Regions from separate parts of the Homo sapiens genome. Here region 2 is linked to region 1. A link is a contact called in ENCODE Hi-C or POLR2A ChIA-PET data. All regions are on one chromosome and are shown on one strand. The core of a region is the stretch at or near the end of the contact, and the rest is flanking DNA. Distances in the headings are between cores, read along the strand shown.

What was found. Hi-C counts contacts between places; a loop is a spot of excess contacts on that map. ChIA-PET counts read pairs that join two places held with the same protein, here RNA polymerase II (POLR2A). Pooled maps may share reads with other maps.
Region 2: a loop to region 1 is called in a pooled map, with 2.1 times the contacts of the local background. The contact joins two enhancer-like sites. A Hi-C loop is called at or near these places in 1 of 168 maps with a recorded cell type or tissue (endothelial cell of umbilical vein) and 5 of 50 pooled maps. POLR2A ChIA-PET finds 5 or more read pairs at or near these places in 1 of 52 experiments (AG04450).

The regions. Positions count from the first base shown.
Region 1 is chr1:243,491,611-243,499,324 of GRCh38, forward strand. The region is part of intron 17 of SDCCAG8 (SHH signaling and ciliogenesis regulator SDCCAG8); the gene reads left to right. It also overlaps a transcript of AKT3 not described here. Among named protein-coding and RNA genes, the nearest start is that of MIR4677, 150 kb to the left of the region's middle. RefSeq lists an enhancer at 4,543-5,194. Within about 2 kb of position 4,726, at least 15 of the 41 ENCODE cell types and tissues checked have a DNase peak (open chromatin) inside an H3K27ac peak, as active enhancers do.
Region 2 is chr1:243,935,743-243,943,456 of GRCh38, forward strand. All of the region lies in intron 1 of LINC02774 (long intergenic non-protein coding RNA 2774), which reads left to right. Among named protein-coding and RNA genes, the nearest start is that of LINC02774, 22 kb to the left of the region's middle. RefSeq lists an enhancer at 3,505-3,799. Within about 2 kb of position 3,654, at least 2 of the 41 ENCODE cell types and tissues checked have a DNase peak (open chromatin) inside an H3K27ac peak, as active enhancers do.

The DNA.
Region 1 (7,714 bases), core at 3,476-5,975:
CTGTCAGTGGGCTTCAGCCTCTGCGATGCCTTCTTGTCATGGAATCAGCTTGAGTTGTGAGTTAGGCTTCTGCTGAGCCATGATGTGGGCGAGGCTGCTGTAGGTTCGAGCAGGTATTTTGGATGCGGTGCCGCCTGAGGGCTCCGGAGTGCTCAGCCACCCTCTCTGTTTTCCTGGAGTGGCCTGTGGGTCCAGATCTTGGGCAGCTGAGGGTTAGAGCTGTCCTCATGTCCGGGTTAGAGATGGTTTAACTAAAGGCTTCCGTTTTCTCAGCCTGGATGAGTTAAGCTTAACTTAATTTTGCATGTCAAACTCTAAACATCTCTGTCCACTTAATACCCAGAAGAGAATGGGTCGGGCAATGGTTCCAAAGCAAAGTCCACCCCTTTCCTTCCCTCCCTGTCCTGGGTCCTGAGCCCCGCTGCCCCTGGTGGTGGGGCTCAGGCTGGCCTGTGGCCTCCAACAGGAAGTGTCTAGCCTGTTGGCAGGCTTCATTATTCTAATTGTTTCTGCTTGAATTCTGAAACACTCACAACAACATGGCTGGCAGAGGGAGCCCCTGGTAGTGGTAGCTGCCACATGGATGCTTTTGGCCACGAGAACCCCCATCCTCCCCGCTCCCCGGCGCTGTCTGCGGTGGGCAGGACTCAGGGCACTGGCTCAAGCTCTCGGCTCGTTTCTTGGCTTTTTTTTTTTTTTTTTTTTTTTTGAGACGGAGTCTTGCTCCGTCACCCGGACTGGAGTACAGTGGTGCAATCTCTGCTCACTGCAACCTCCGCCTCCCGGCTTCAAGTGATTCTCCTGCCTCAGGCTCCCAAGTAGCTGGGATTACAGGCACCCACCACCACACCTAGCTAATTTTTTTGTATTTTTAATAGAAACGGGGTTTCGCCATGTTGGCCAGGCTGGTCTTGAACTCCTGACCTCAAATGATCCGCCCACCTTAGCCTCCTAAAGTGCTGGGATTACAGGCGTGAGCCACTGCGCCCAGCTGTTTTTTTTTTTTTTTTTTTTTTTGATGAGTTTTGTTCTTGTCGCCCAGGCTGGAGTACAATGGCATGGTCTTGGCCTACTGCAACCTCTGCCTCCTGGGTTCAAGCAATTCTCCTGCCTCAGCCTCCCAAGTAGCTGGGATTACAGGTGCCTGCCACCACGCCTGGCTAATTTTGTATTTTTAGTAGAGACTGGGTTTCTCCACGTAGGCCAGGCTGGTCTCGAACTCCTGACCTCAGGTGATCTGCCCACCTTGGCCTCCCAAAGTGCTGGCATTACAGGCATGAGCTTTGCCCGGCCTCTTGGCTTGTTCTTAGTTTAGGGTGACTACAAATAATGGCATTATTGATCTCCTGCCTCACCTGGGTTCGGAAACAACTTCAAGAAAATAGCTTTTAAATGTCATGAAATGGCTCTTACTTGTCCTTGTGGAGAAACAGACACTGAAGCACTAGCCCAGCTTTGCCTAGATGCAGTTCCCCACACTCTGTATTCCGGGAGGGTCAGGGCCTCCAGACACACACCCTGGCCTGTCTTTTGTTTGAGACTGGGCTGGGTAGTCGCACTCTCGCCCTCTTGAGAGGCAGGCCCTGGCTGGGGGAGGCTGAAACCTTGGTGGTGGGGGTGGGGGGAGGGGGATTCGGGGTGAGGGTGGTGGGTCTCAGGGGAGTTTGGGCAGGGCCTGACAGCTTGGAGCAGGGTCAGGGGTCTGCGGCCCAGAGCCTGGGGGCTCTAACATCTGGCTAGGAAGGTTGGAGCCAGCTGGTGAGGAAACATGAGTCTTGGGGAGAATGGCATCTGGGACAGGGGAAAACAGAAATTATCTGTCCACTTAGAGGATGGTCTCAACCATCAAGATGATTTTCTGTGTCTGCTTTCTTATTTGGTAATGAATACGGTTTTGGCTGACTTGCATTTTCTGGTAGCCGTCGTATCCTGAGCAGGCTGCTTGGTTCTGTCTGCAGTGTTCAATCTGGGGAGTGATTCCCTTTTAGTCCCCTCATATGAATCACTTACAGTTTAGAAAACAGAGTCGGAAACTGACTTGTCAGTGGTTAATCAGTTGGCCCTATGACTTTTAAGCATTCTTGGCAGTGAATTTACTTTCTAATTTGATTTAAACTTGTGCATGGATCCAGCAGCCATATGTGATTATATTCAAGATCATCGACATTATCTCATTATACCAAAGGACTCATAGAAGAGAGCCGAAAACAAGCAGGGGACACAGAGACACAGAAGATGATGAAGGGAGGAAAGGCCCATTGCAACTGGAAGCAAAGGGAGAAGGGAGGTTCTAGAAAAGTGACAGCTCTCAGGGAGCAAGACTCCCTGCCGAGGGAGGCCTGGCTGCAAGGCGGAGCTGCTGCAGGCTGCCCATGTTAGGCCTTGGAGGTGTCACCTAATTTACTGTGGTCCTTCCAGGAGCCCTGGGGGCCTCGCCCAGCTGACTTAGGAGCTACCACAAAGTTAGCTACCTGTAAGACAGATGGCGCTTGAATAGAACAGCAAATACATTGAATAAAATAAATTAAAAAGCCTCCTCCTGAACCAAGATTTTTTGGAAAGAATTCTAAATAGATGAAAACAAACAATTTGATTTCAACCAAATTGTTGTTTTTTTGTTTTTATCCTGATTTTCACCCGAATTGTCAGTCTCAAAAATAAACACTGATACATTCCCAGAAAATATTTTTCAAATAAAAACTGACTCTGTTAAAGTTTGCCCTGATTCTTTCAAAACTGTGTACAAGACACTGTCAACCAAAGTGACTTGCATATTTTTTTAAATAAACTTGAACATATGCAGCTAAAATGTCATTAACTCCCTGCTGCCTGAGTGTTTTTAAAAAATGACACAAGACCCTGGGTGCTGCATGTCTAACATAAGCATCTCGCGACCTTCGGAGAAACTTCCCCAAACACCTCCAACAGCAGACAGTTAAACTTTTTGTTTTTTGACTGAGCGCCCCGTGTATAATTAATATTGAAAAGCGCATAGGGCTTCATTTTAGCCAGACTTGCTCTTCCGTTAACAGTTCACTTTGTCCAAGAGTGAGTACTTTCAGAATAAGAATCATGGGAGAAAAGTCAATTGAATTTTATATTCCTTCAGATACATTCACTCTACTTATTGCTTCCTGAGTCAGACATTACATTTCACAATATAAATTCACAATCAAGATTTTAAAGGGAGCTAAATATTTTAATCCAATTAGACAAGTGAACAAAACACTGAATATTGCATGTAGTGTAGATAAGTGGTTCTTGCCTTTAAAAGACTGTAATTCCGTCACATTACAACCCCAAATGTCAGTGTTGTCTTTATTTTTAACACTTTCAAACATGAGGCAGCCAGAGGCTCCACTCTCTGCTGTTGGTGACACTGTCTGTCCTTTGGGAATTCTTAAAATCTATTTACCATGGAAACATGGTTCATATAAAACACAGACCTGCCTGTGTGTAGAGGAAGTTCTCATGACTCAGGGGACTTGAGAAAGCTGGAAGATGACAAACTCAGACCCCACGGTTGGGAAGGAACCCTTGGGCTTGGGTGCGCCCTGGGGAGGACAGGTGGCACCGCAGAGCCAGGGCCTCCACCCCGGCCTCATGTGTGCTGGGGCCTCCCTGGCCTGTGCGGGGCCGCCTCCCTCTCCCCGCCAAGTCCAGCTCGAGATGCTGTCTTACGGAACGTCCCACTTCATGTCTGCAAGGCGGCCTTCTCTGTGGATACCTTTCCATTCCTCTGGTTTCTGCGGCCCTGTTCCTTTCTCGGAGCCCAGAAGCAGCAAAGCCAAGCCCTGCGGTGGAAGGGAAGGAGGGCTTTGAACTCTGACTGCGGTGTGGAGGCTGTTATCAGGGGCCCAGCCGGGCAGCCAGGAGGGAAGAATGGCCGCTGCCCTGCGATGGCCTTAACCGTGAGCCCCCGCCTGCTTTGCAGCTGGCAGAGCCAGGTTCCTGGAAAGGCCTGACCCGGAGGGGACGAGGCCCCTCAGTGAGAACTTCAGTCGCTGTGCTGGGGACAGCAGGGCCGCAGGGGCCTGAGGGTGGCTGACTGCCCCTCGGCTCTGTAGAGGAGTGCTCCCTTCTGACAGGTGGGCGGTCCTGCTCGAAGGCCGCGTTTCCCCGACGTTCTGCCCAGCATGCTGAGGGCACCTCTCTCCTCAGTGCGTTGGTGGCGAGCCAGAGCTCACGTGGCTTATTTCATCCAGGTTGCCTTCCCAATTTGGCAGCTTAATTCCGTAGATATCAAACTGGCTGCCCCTCATCTGCCAGAGCAAGCAGGAGAGCCTCGCATGGGAGAGTCTGGACTTTGAGGTCAAACTGCCTGGATTCGAATCTCAGCTCTGCGTTGCTTCAGAGACATGTGTTAGCTTTCATGTCACTTGATTTCTGGCAGAGAAAAAGAAAGAACCAGCTTCCCTTTAAAAGGAAGTGCCTCATATTACCCAGAGCCCAGCACAGATGATTATGAAACCAACAGGATTAGTGCTGAGATCATTGTGGGCTTGAAAGGGCCATTTGAGATAAATAACCATTTTGTACAGATAGAAAAATAAGGCCCAGAGAAATGAAGTGAATGGAATTGGGAAGTGGCTGGGCAGGGAAATGAACTTCTTCTCAGGCCACAGGATGTGTGGATGGGGGCAGGTACCCGAGCGGGTGCGGGCGGAGCCGGGCCTGGCTGGAACAGCTGCCGAGCCCTGGCCCCGGTGCCCAGAACACGAGGCGGAGGCGGGAGGCGAGCCACCAAGCGAGGCAGGGGCTGCCCTGGAGCTCTGTCAACTCAGGGCCAGCTTTGAAATGCCCCAGATGGAGGTAGGGGGAGGGGCCTGCCCTCTCCAGTTACAAATGGATGCTTTATTGCCAGACACACAAGGAACAGGACCACGTTTTGACTTGGCCAAACAGAGACAGCGTGCCAGTGAGCAGAGCGGACAGCAGGGGGGGAAGGGGTTGTTACCTTCAGAAGGGTTGGCTAGAGCCACCCACGGAGACAGTGAAGTGCGAAGCCCGGGCAGGTCTCCTGTGAGCAGGGGCGAGGGGTGCCACCATCTCCCCGGGCTGCCACTTCTGGCTGGTTTGGGAACAAAGCAGCAGCAAAGGCTGGCTGGACCCCACAGTGTGGTTGCCTGGGGAACAGTTCAGGTCACCCAGAGCAACTGATTTCTTACACTCAGAACTTAACAAACTTTAGAAATAAATGAGGCAGGGTTTGTGGAGAGATGACTCCGATAGGATTTAAAATGAGAACAAAGAAAATGGGTTAGCAGCTGTGTGCCTGCAGATGGGGGCACGTTTCCACCACCTGTGGACAGCACGGCAGGGGAGCAGTGGCCAGGGCGCCCTGTCGCCCCCCTCTGAGCTGCAGGACAGCCACAGGAGGGCCACAGCAAGGGCCATGATGACAAATGGAAGGGCAGAAGGACGGGAGACACTGGCTGAGGGCTCATGTCCCACTGGCATACGCACGCTCTACTCTCCTGGACGAGACCATGATCACTGTGGTGTTGATGACAGGACTTCCTGGAAATAAGCATCGTGGATATCCCTAATGGCAGACAAGCCAGATGTGGGCAGTAACTAAGGCTTCTGTCTCGGTCAGAGAAATGTGTGTTACCAAAGAGTCAGCAAATGGAGGCGACAAAACGGTGACCTCCTAGGACAAATTATCCAGCCCTCCAGTGCTGACTGAACGCTCACCATGGGTCAGGCACGGCTGTAGGCACGGGTGGGGGGGGGGGCGTTGAGCAGTGAACGGTAAGTTCAACAGTGTGAAAGTGGGGATGGATATGGGGCTTCTCACCTGAACCGCAGGAAATACAAAGCCCATAGAGATGGCCATGGCTGATCTGCCGCAGGAAGGAATCAGGCTGACTTTTGATTGGTTCCTGGTGAGGCCCGTACATCTGTGTCACCCCCATGCAGGCCCACGGAATCAGGAGGTCACCCGTTTCTGGAACAGCTCCGATAGTGATAAATTGCTAGGTGGCCTGGGAGCCCACAGGCATTATGTAGACTCATCATGAGAAATGCCTGTTTCCTGGAGCTTATCAAAAAATTCCGCAACACATTTTACTTTTACTTCAGGTCTTTACGCCTATTCTGTATTGTGTGTACGTGGGTGTGTTCTCTACCCAAAATTCATCACTGCAGCCTTGAATTCTGGGCTACAGCAATTCTCCTACATCAGCCTTTTGAGTCGCTGGGACTACAGGGGTGCGCCACCACACATGGCTAATTTTTACAATTTTTTTTGTAGAGATGAGGTCTCACTATGTTGCCCAGGCTGGTCTCGAACTCCTGGACTCAAGCGATCCTATTGCCCCAGCCTCCCAAAGCACTGGGATTACAGGTGTGAGCCACTGTTGGGTTGTTTTTCTTTTGAAGTGTTATCTGTTGGGATTTATGCTTATCCCTTTTGTATTCAGTCATCCTAGCATTTCTAAAGTTAGGAAGCCACTGTGTCAAGAGCGAGGCCACCAGGCCACCTGCCTTATGTGGCCAATCCATGGAGCAGGGGTGGAGGGCCATTCAAACCAGTCATTTAGCAGGACTGTGCTGGGTCAGTTCGATCACCTGGCCTGGAGGGCACGTCAGCTTGGTGCAAACCCTGCGTTTGACAATCAGATCGTGTTGGTGGCAGTCTCCGTGCTGTCAGTATCCCACTGAGGACAGAAGGGAGTCCCCTCTGCAATGGCAGGGCTCTAGGGCATAGTGCATGGGGTGGACTCCTCATGGGCCACTCAGACAGGGCCTGGAGAACAAAGCATCCCGTGGGCCCAGGAAATTGTCCACCTGGCTCCACGGGCCTGGGAGGGCTGTGTGCATGGGATGGCAGGTTTACGAGGAGGAGTGAGGCCTCCTGCCGGAGCCCCACCTGCATTCAGCCTGAGGCCAGGCCCCCCACCTACTCTAACTACCCTGCTGAGACCACCCCACTACTCACAGACCTGTTCAAGAAAAAGTTGTCCTCAGGGTCTCTCACACACTGGGAAATCTACTTGAAATGTAAACATTACTTTTTCTCATTTTTCATAAAAGGCAACAGGCTGATGTTCATATATTTCTCTTGAATGCGGATTCAGTTTCACTCATTGCCCTGTCTTGGAAATCCCCATGTTAATGATGGCTTAAATTAGGTTGATAGAGTCCTCCCTTGGAGTCCAGCTTGGAAAATCCTCACTGGAGAGGGGCAGGCCCACTTCTCTTTTTGGAAGATGGTTCCTAACTAAAGAAAGAGGGACCAGATTGGGCCCCTGGCCCTGCAGTGCGTCCCAATTTATCTGACGTAGAAACCGGGATTTGGAAAATACCATCCTGGCTTTTCTCTGGACTTCACAATCTAGAGGGCGAGGACTGTGGCCCAGTCACCTTCCCACACAGTGCACAGTAGAAACTCCAGACATGCTTTGTGGAGTGGAAACATTTCCAGTGGCTTCTGACTCTAGTTCCTGATGTGGTTTAAACTAATTTGGGCAGCCATGGCAGCAGAGGCCAGGAACAGTATTCAATACTTTCTGAACTTGTGATTCTCCCCCAACCTGATCTGCATGAAGCTACTTTGGAACATTTGTATCTGCGTAAAACTAAGAGACCTCAGTACACCCAATCCCCTCTTCCAACACATGTGAGGTTTCCATGTGAAAGTACTTTTTCATAGGTTACAATAAATTGCTTGCAGTTACAAATTTGGAGGTGTTTCAGCTTGTATTGTTTC
Region 2 (7,714 bases), core at 2,404-4,903, 440 kb after region 1:
TGTTGTCATGTAATAAAGTTGTTATTTTAAGTGGATTAACAAAATTTTTAAAATTTCTGTTTTAATTCTTATTAAGGAAATATTGATGGGATATAACTCATATAAACAAAATCCCTCTGTCTTTTTGATAGAAAAAGAGTCCTGAGAAATAGTCAAAATATTTGAGAACTTTGAAATGAGGTATTCAAGGGAGGCCTTTCTGGGGAGTGTTGAGACCCAGAGGAAGAGCATTGCACAAAAGGAAACGTGAGAACAAATGTCTAAAGATGGGAAAAAGCTTGAGACATTCAAGGGAGAGAAAGGATAGCCACGTAGGTTCACAGAGATTATTGGTTTAAATGAAAAAATGTGCATGAAACTCCTTGGCATTGTACCTCGCACATAGTATATGTGAACTAAGTAGAATCAGATGCTGGGAGGGCTGCATGGTGAGTGGCTGGGGCTTTGCGGTGGGTCCACATACCTTATGTGCTCATGGACATCTCTTCTAGGTCATTGGGTAGCTGCATCTTGCATTCTTTGTTTTTTCCTTCTGGTCCTTGGACTATATGTCGAAAGATCCACCTTTCAATCCTGGTGCTACAGAGTTTAACTCTGGACCAGAGAGTTGACCCCACAGGATCTCAGTTCTCTCTTCTGTAAAATGGTGATAATAATCCATGCTTCCTTCCTAGGATTTCATGATGGTCACATGAGAAGGCATAACAATAATTCAGAAAATGTAGAGACCAAGTACTCAACACTATGCTTGCACTGCCTAAAGGCTCAATAAGTGTTTAAGTAAACTGTGTTTGAACAACACACACTACAGTCATCCCTCAGTATCTGTGGGGGATTGGTTCCAGGACTTCCTGCAAATACCAAAATTTATGCATGTTCAATTCCTTTATGTAAAATAGAGTGGTATTTGCATATAACCTATTCACATCCTCCTGTATACTTTAAATCATCTCTAGTTACTTATAACATCTAATATAATGTAAATGCTATATAAATAGATGTTATACTGTGTTGTTTAGAGAGTAATGACATGACAGAAACGTCTGTACCTGTTCAGTACGCATTTTTTCCCGAATATTTTTGATCTGTAATTGGTTGAATTCATGGATGTGCAACCCACAGATACAAGGGGCTACCTGTACTTTGTTCCGCTGAATGAATGTATTTGAAAATACAATCTCATGAATCAAACGCCACGCCTGACCCTCCACAGCACAATATCTGGGGAAGCGTTCTTCCTTTGGCTCATTGAGTGTCTGCAGGCTTCATGACAGCTTTCTGGAGCCCACAAACATGTAGACATGTAGTCAGGAATAAAGTTACTGCCCTCAAATCTTATGATTTGACTTCTAAGAAATTACATAACAAGATAGCGTTACAATTACTTACTGTGGTTGTATGCTACTTACCAATATATTCTTTTACGTCACTGCAGTGGAAATGTAAGTCAGCCAGGTAAACTCTATTGATTCCTTTCAAAAAACATGTATGGATTGCCTACTATGTACTAGGCATTGCTTTTCTGGCCTCTTTGTAGAAGCTATTTTGGAGGAGTTGAAAATTGCTCTCTGCGTTGAGATTAGGGGGGCATTTTTGTATTTATACCCTTCCTATAATCTCTGGCTTTATTCATAGTCTTTTCAGGGTTATTCCTAAGGACCGCCATGCTTAGGAGTGAGCTTAGAACATCTCAACCTTTGGTGCTGCTTGAGGGAAGAGGCATTTTGCTAAAAGCCAAGATCAGTTAGTGAAAAAGAATTCAGTCTACCAGGCAGGAGACTCATGGGCCTCTCAAGTATATACTCTCTCGTGCCACATGACAGGGAACAGATGTCACAGAAGAGACTGGAGGTGATGGTGCTGTTTTTTACTGTTGTTTGTTTACAACAGTTTCTATTTTAAGGAGTCTTATTTTATATTTTACAAAAATATTTCATCACCTATTTAACTCTAAATTTTACTTAATTTTTCATTGTAATTATTTTACAGGTTGCTTCCCTCTTTCTAGGAATTTTGTTTCAATTTAATTTTTGTTTTGTTAGAGTACTTCCTTGAGTGAGTTTTACAGAAAGAGAATAAAGTGGAATACATTTAGAATCCCTGCAGAACAAAAATATTTTTAGTTTGCCCTCACATATGAAAAATTTGTTGTCAGGTATAGAAATCTTGGATCAGACAATCTTTTTTCCTACAAAGTCTGAAGACATGGCTTATGGGTGTTAGGGTTGAGTAGAGGATAGTGCCAAATGATTTCCTTTGCTTTAAAAGGGGAATGCCCTCTTGTCTGAGAGCTGCAAGATATTTACTCTAGAGGAAAAATTGTCCCAGACCTGGTCTGGGGAAAACTTTTCTCATGATGTATGTCTCCATTTCCTTCTGGGAAGATACTAAAATTTCTGATAAAATGCTTAAGCAATTTTAAAATAGACTTTAATGAGCTTAGAGAGCCTACCTTTGAGAAATTAGCATTCTACCCGCTCAATTGACTGTCAGCCAAGAATTTAATGATCTTGAACCAGGTCTTCTTTTCCAAAAACCTCTCTTTGCCCCTACAAGTGTGTCTACCAAGAGAGAAATCCTCTCAATTGGTCTGTTTCTGGACTCTTCTTTTGAATCAAATTTGAAAGGAAATTTTGACAAGTGCTCATGACTCAATTTCCTGAAAAGTTTTGTTTTTTCTTTTTAATCATCATTTTTGGAGTTCAGAAATTTCCCTGGGACATGTCAGAGTGTGAAGGATGACATTGCTGTTGATGAATCGCAGATAAGGAAGGCATAAGAAAGCCATTGATTTGTTCCAGAATTATTATTATTATTATTAGTTTAGACAGGGTCTCTGTACGGCAGGTGCTGGAGTGCAGTGGTGCAATCACGACTCAATGTAACTTCAAACTCCTGGGCTTAAGTGATGCTCCTGTCTCAGCCTCCTGAGTAGCTGGGACTATACATGCCCACCACCATACCCAGCTAATTAAATTTTTTTTTTTTTTGTAGAGACAGAGTCTCACTATGTTGCCCAAGCTGGTTTTAAACTCCTGGGCTCAAGCGATCCTCCCACCTCAGCCTCCCAAAGTGCTGGGATTACAGGGTGAGCCACCACTTCCACCCTGTTCCAGGATGTTTAACCTGTAAATAAAGAGGATGCCATGAGGTTGTGGAGGGGAGGTCTTCAGTGGCGGGCAGAGACAAAAGCAGAAACATGCTCATATCACACTGAACACCCTAGCAGCTGCTTGTCAAAACTCTGTACTTGAAAAGTCAATTTTAAGAGCTGATTTGAACCATGTTTTTACCTCCTCCAGAGGTCCTGAACTTGAGCCCCACAGCAGACCAGCTGAATAAAAATTTCTTGGGCTGGGGTTCAAGTATCATGGCTATTATTTTTCAATCTCCTCAGGTGATTCTAAGGGCAACCAGGTTGAGAAACACTAGTATAACTATTTTGCTGCTGCACTGGACCCCCTCCATTATTATTTTCACACACAATCCCCAACTGCTCCTGCCTTTGTTCAATTTCCCCTCTACCTGGTTGCTATAAAGTATCTCCACTCACTTAGATGTATTTTTACCCAATTTAGTCATCAATTCAATAACTATTTGTAGAACTTCTTTTTATGCCAGAATCATGCTGCATGATGGAGGGCCTCTTTAGAGGAGCCCAGATAGCATGACTAAGCATTCTTCTTCCTTCCTGCATGACTAAGCATTCTCTTTCCTTCCTTATTTGGATCCCAAAGGCGCTGTTCCCAGACCCTCACTGCCATTGCTACCTGGGACATAGAATGCCTTGCTTGTCCCTGGGTTCTTAAGGATAATGTTTCCCTGTTCTTATTCCCCAGTTACTTGTACTCATGATTTATTGACCGTATCCCTACTACTGAAAGCAGTAGATAGGTAAGGGCAGCAGCCTCCCCAAACAGTTATTTATTGGGGCAAACCTATTCTGAGCTGAAACAGTCTTTCGTCATTGTGGCATGCAATACCAGAGACTCAGAATGAGCAGAACATCCATGTGAATGCAGAAGGGAAAAAAAATGGCTTGGAGATGGACTCTCAGAGGCTCTTGACCCCTATAACACTCCTTTCTCCAATCATTCCAGTGTTTACTGCTGTCCTTTTCTCATGAATAAGGCTTCGGGGCCCTTTCTCCTTATCTTCTTTGGGTAGACAGAGCCAGGAGGCACAACAGAGTGACTGTATTTGGCTGAGTATAAAAGGGAACATACGATTTTGTGGTCAATTTATTTTCACCTCATTCATTCTCAGGGGTACATGGTTTTCACCTCCTTGATTTTCTGTGTTCATTGACTTGAAGCCTGCTGTTTATGGGAGGTTACTTCACATCTTCTCAAGCCATCTTTTTCTTTGTTTGTTTGTTTTTCGTTTTTCTGCCTTGGCAACTCTCTGCTTTCAGCTTGAACTAGTTTGAAGTAATCTCAGTGGTTTACCTACTTAATAATGATACTTGTCTTTTTCATAGAAGTATTATTATATGATATAATCTTTTTATTATAAATGTTAGAGTTTGGAGGGATCTTACAGGTTACTCTAGTCCAGCTCCTTCATTCAGTATGAGGGCACTGAAAACCAGGAGGTTAAAGGATTTGCCCAAGGTCACACAGCTGGAAAAGCAGAAGAGCTAGACTGGGAAGGGAGGGAAGGAGGGAGGGAGATAGAAGAAAGGAATGAAGAGAGGGAGGGACAGAGAGAGGGATGGAGGGAGAAGGATTTTACTCCAGATACAACAGTTGGATGCTTTTGGCTGCAAGTAACATTTGACTCAAACTGGCTTAAATAATCTGTGTATTTATCATCTCGCATATCAAGAAGTTCCGAGGCAGGGCAGGCTCCAGGTGTAGATGATTAGGGCTCTGGCTCTGCTGCTCGATGATTCCTTACCTAACCTGTCTCCATGTGTCAGCTGTGTTCTCAGAATGGCTTCCCCCATGGTACCCAGATGACTACCAACAGCAATGGGGGAATGTACTCCTCTGTTTACATCCAGATGGAGAGAGTGAGAGAAAGCATGGATCAGGGGTCCTGTCCTTCAGGCCGATTGGTCAACTCGGTTCATACTCGTGTGCCTGTCCCTAGGCTAACACAGTTGGTAAGGAAGGCCATAAGCTTGTGTCTGCATTCCCCAGCTCATCTCTGGCAGGGAGAACGTGCTCACTATGATTCATTTAGATCCATCAGCACCTCGCTCTGGAGATGGGTTGGAGTCCATTTCCCATGTGTCACTTGAGTTTCACGGGGGAGAGGTTGGTCAGGATTCCCTTCACAGAAAAGAAGAGAGGAGTGGATGGGTCAGGCGGGCAGCCAAAGGTATCCCCCACACGAGGAACCAGCAGGCAGTATCGCCCAGGTGAAGCACACGGCACAGAGCCCGTATGTATCCCCCACACGAGAAACCAGCAGGCAGTATCTCCCAGGTGAAGCACACGGCACGGAGCCCGTATGTATCCCCCACACGAGAAGCCAGTAGGCAGTATCTCCCAGGTGAAGCACACGGCACAGAGGCCATATGCAGCAGATGGTAAATGACCAGCCCTTGGGGCCATTCTTATTATTTGTTAAGCCCTGCTGACATGTGGGACTAACTATACCTTTTAAACTTTACCTGTGTTGGAGAGGGAGGGGATGAAGTGGGAAGGGGACCAGCCATGCCTCCTCTTGCCTATGGAAACTTTATCCTATAATGAGAGTGGCCAGCAGGAAAGAAAATAAGGAGGGCACCCCATCTGATCTGTAGAAGACGTACCTGTGCCAGGGTCAGGGTGGAAGCAGGTGTGTATCTTAGGGCATGAGCTGTGTGGGAACTCTAGCCTGAGTAGGAATCCTTACTGCCTCAACGGGATTTTTGAGCTAGCATGAAAGAGAAGGAAGTTTATGAGCTTCACCTGAAAATCCTTTCTGTTTTGTTTTTGTTTCGCTTTGTTTTGTTTTGTTAGAGACAGGGTCTCACTCTGTCACCCAGGCTGGAGTGCAGTGGTGCAATCCTAGCTCACTGCAGCCTTGAACTCCTGGGCTCAAGCGATCTTCCTGCCTCAGCCTCTGGAGTAGCTGGAACTACAGGTGCATGCCACCATGCCCGGCTAAGAAAATTCCCTCTTGAATTAATTATAATCCTCTCTTGCCAAAAAGTCATCCTTTTCAGATGGGACTGGCAGTGTGTGCCACCTATCAGAGCAACCATGAGACTCCCGACCAGCTATGTGCTTGCCCTTCTCCTGGGCTGTGCTTTTTCCTTCTTATTAAAGTTTTTATTTATGACGTCCATGAATGCCAGTCTCAGGGCAGAATTCCCTCCCCACCACGGCGCATTGTCTTGACTTTAGGTCATCCCTAGAACTTTTTACTATTCTGAACGCTACTCATCTCAATGTATTTTCCTGGCCTTCTATGGCTGCTCCATTGGGTATGTTTGATGCGGGGAGTGCTTTGAGGTTTGTGAAAAGCGTTTTTGAGAAACTTGCTGTTAGATAACATCCCCGGGTCTCAGTGATCCTTTTTTAAGCACCACCATCATCTACATTAATCATCCTGTTTATGATGCATAGACAAAGGATGTGGAACTGTTTCTGTAGGGCTTGGGGAGAGGGCTGTTTCTAGGAGCTGTTTCTTCCAGTCTGGAGAGGCAGCTTCAGTCTGAGTTGTGGGGGCGGCGTGGCAAAGCTTCTGGCTCCTGAATTACAATAAGGATTTGAATCAAGAGAGCCCACAAAGATTCTGCCCATAAAGCTGTTTCACTCTCATTTTCTTTTTTTGGAAGTGAGGTCCCAAGTATTAATGTTTTCCCCCACAGAATGCAATGATGTATGTAGAGTGCAAAAAGAGGGGAAACTCAGAAATTATTCCATAGCTCTATTTTTTTTCCCTGAATAACTTGAGTTCTCAGAAGCTTTGGGAGCATGTGCTGATACGTTCTGAGTCTGAGTGATCCTGTCTTATGAGGCTGAGGTGTTCTGCCATTTTCTCAGGCTTGCCAGCAGCGCCTGATGGCCTCCGACACCGCGGTCTTCAGTCCCCCTTGCTGACTGTTCTGACACCCTCGCTGGCTGGCTCCGTCTGGCCCCAGGTCCTAGAATCAATCCTGATGATAGAAAGATGTCTGCAATCTCAGCCCGATTCCCCATCCAGTAGCTCTGAGAATTCAATCAAATACCCCTGCAGATTCAGAATGCCACGCTGTGCCACGTCTGCTAACTTTCTATGCCTGCCAATGTCCTTTGCTGCCAACCAGCTCCAAGGGTAAGCCCTGATCTCCTGTATGCCCCTTGAATTTCTGCATCCCACTGTGCCCTGTGATGCCGCATCCGTCGATGGCTGCCTGCCTTGTTCTAGCACCCCTACCTCTAATAGCCTCTATTAAGCAGAGTCCTGACCTGAGCCCCAGCCTCCCGGGTGGATTTCTTGCATGGTACATGGCTCTCGCTAGCCTTCCTCCCTGGAGCTGATCCATGGCCTGTGCCCCGGCCCCCAACACTGGGTCAGCAGTCTCAGCCTCTGCCTGGCCTCTGGTTCCTGAGGGGATGGCGACTGCCTGGGTTTGTCACCATATTGAATAAAACATATTGATGGCTGGCTGCATCATACCTGAAGGGCTAGGCCCTTTGACATAGTATGTTGGACCAATGGTTAGAATATGAGGGCTGTAGATGCCTGGACAGTGCAGGGGCATTGCAAAGAATTTAGGCATCTACATATCCACCAA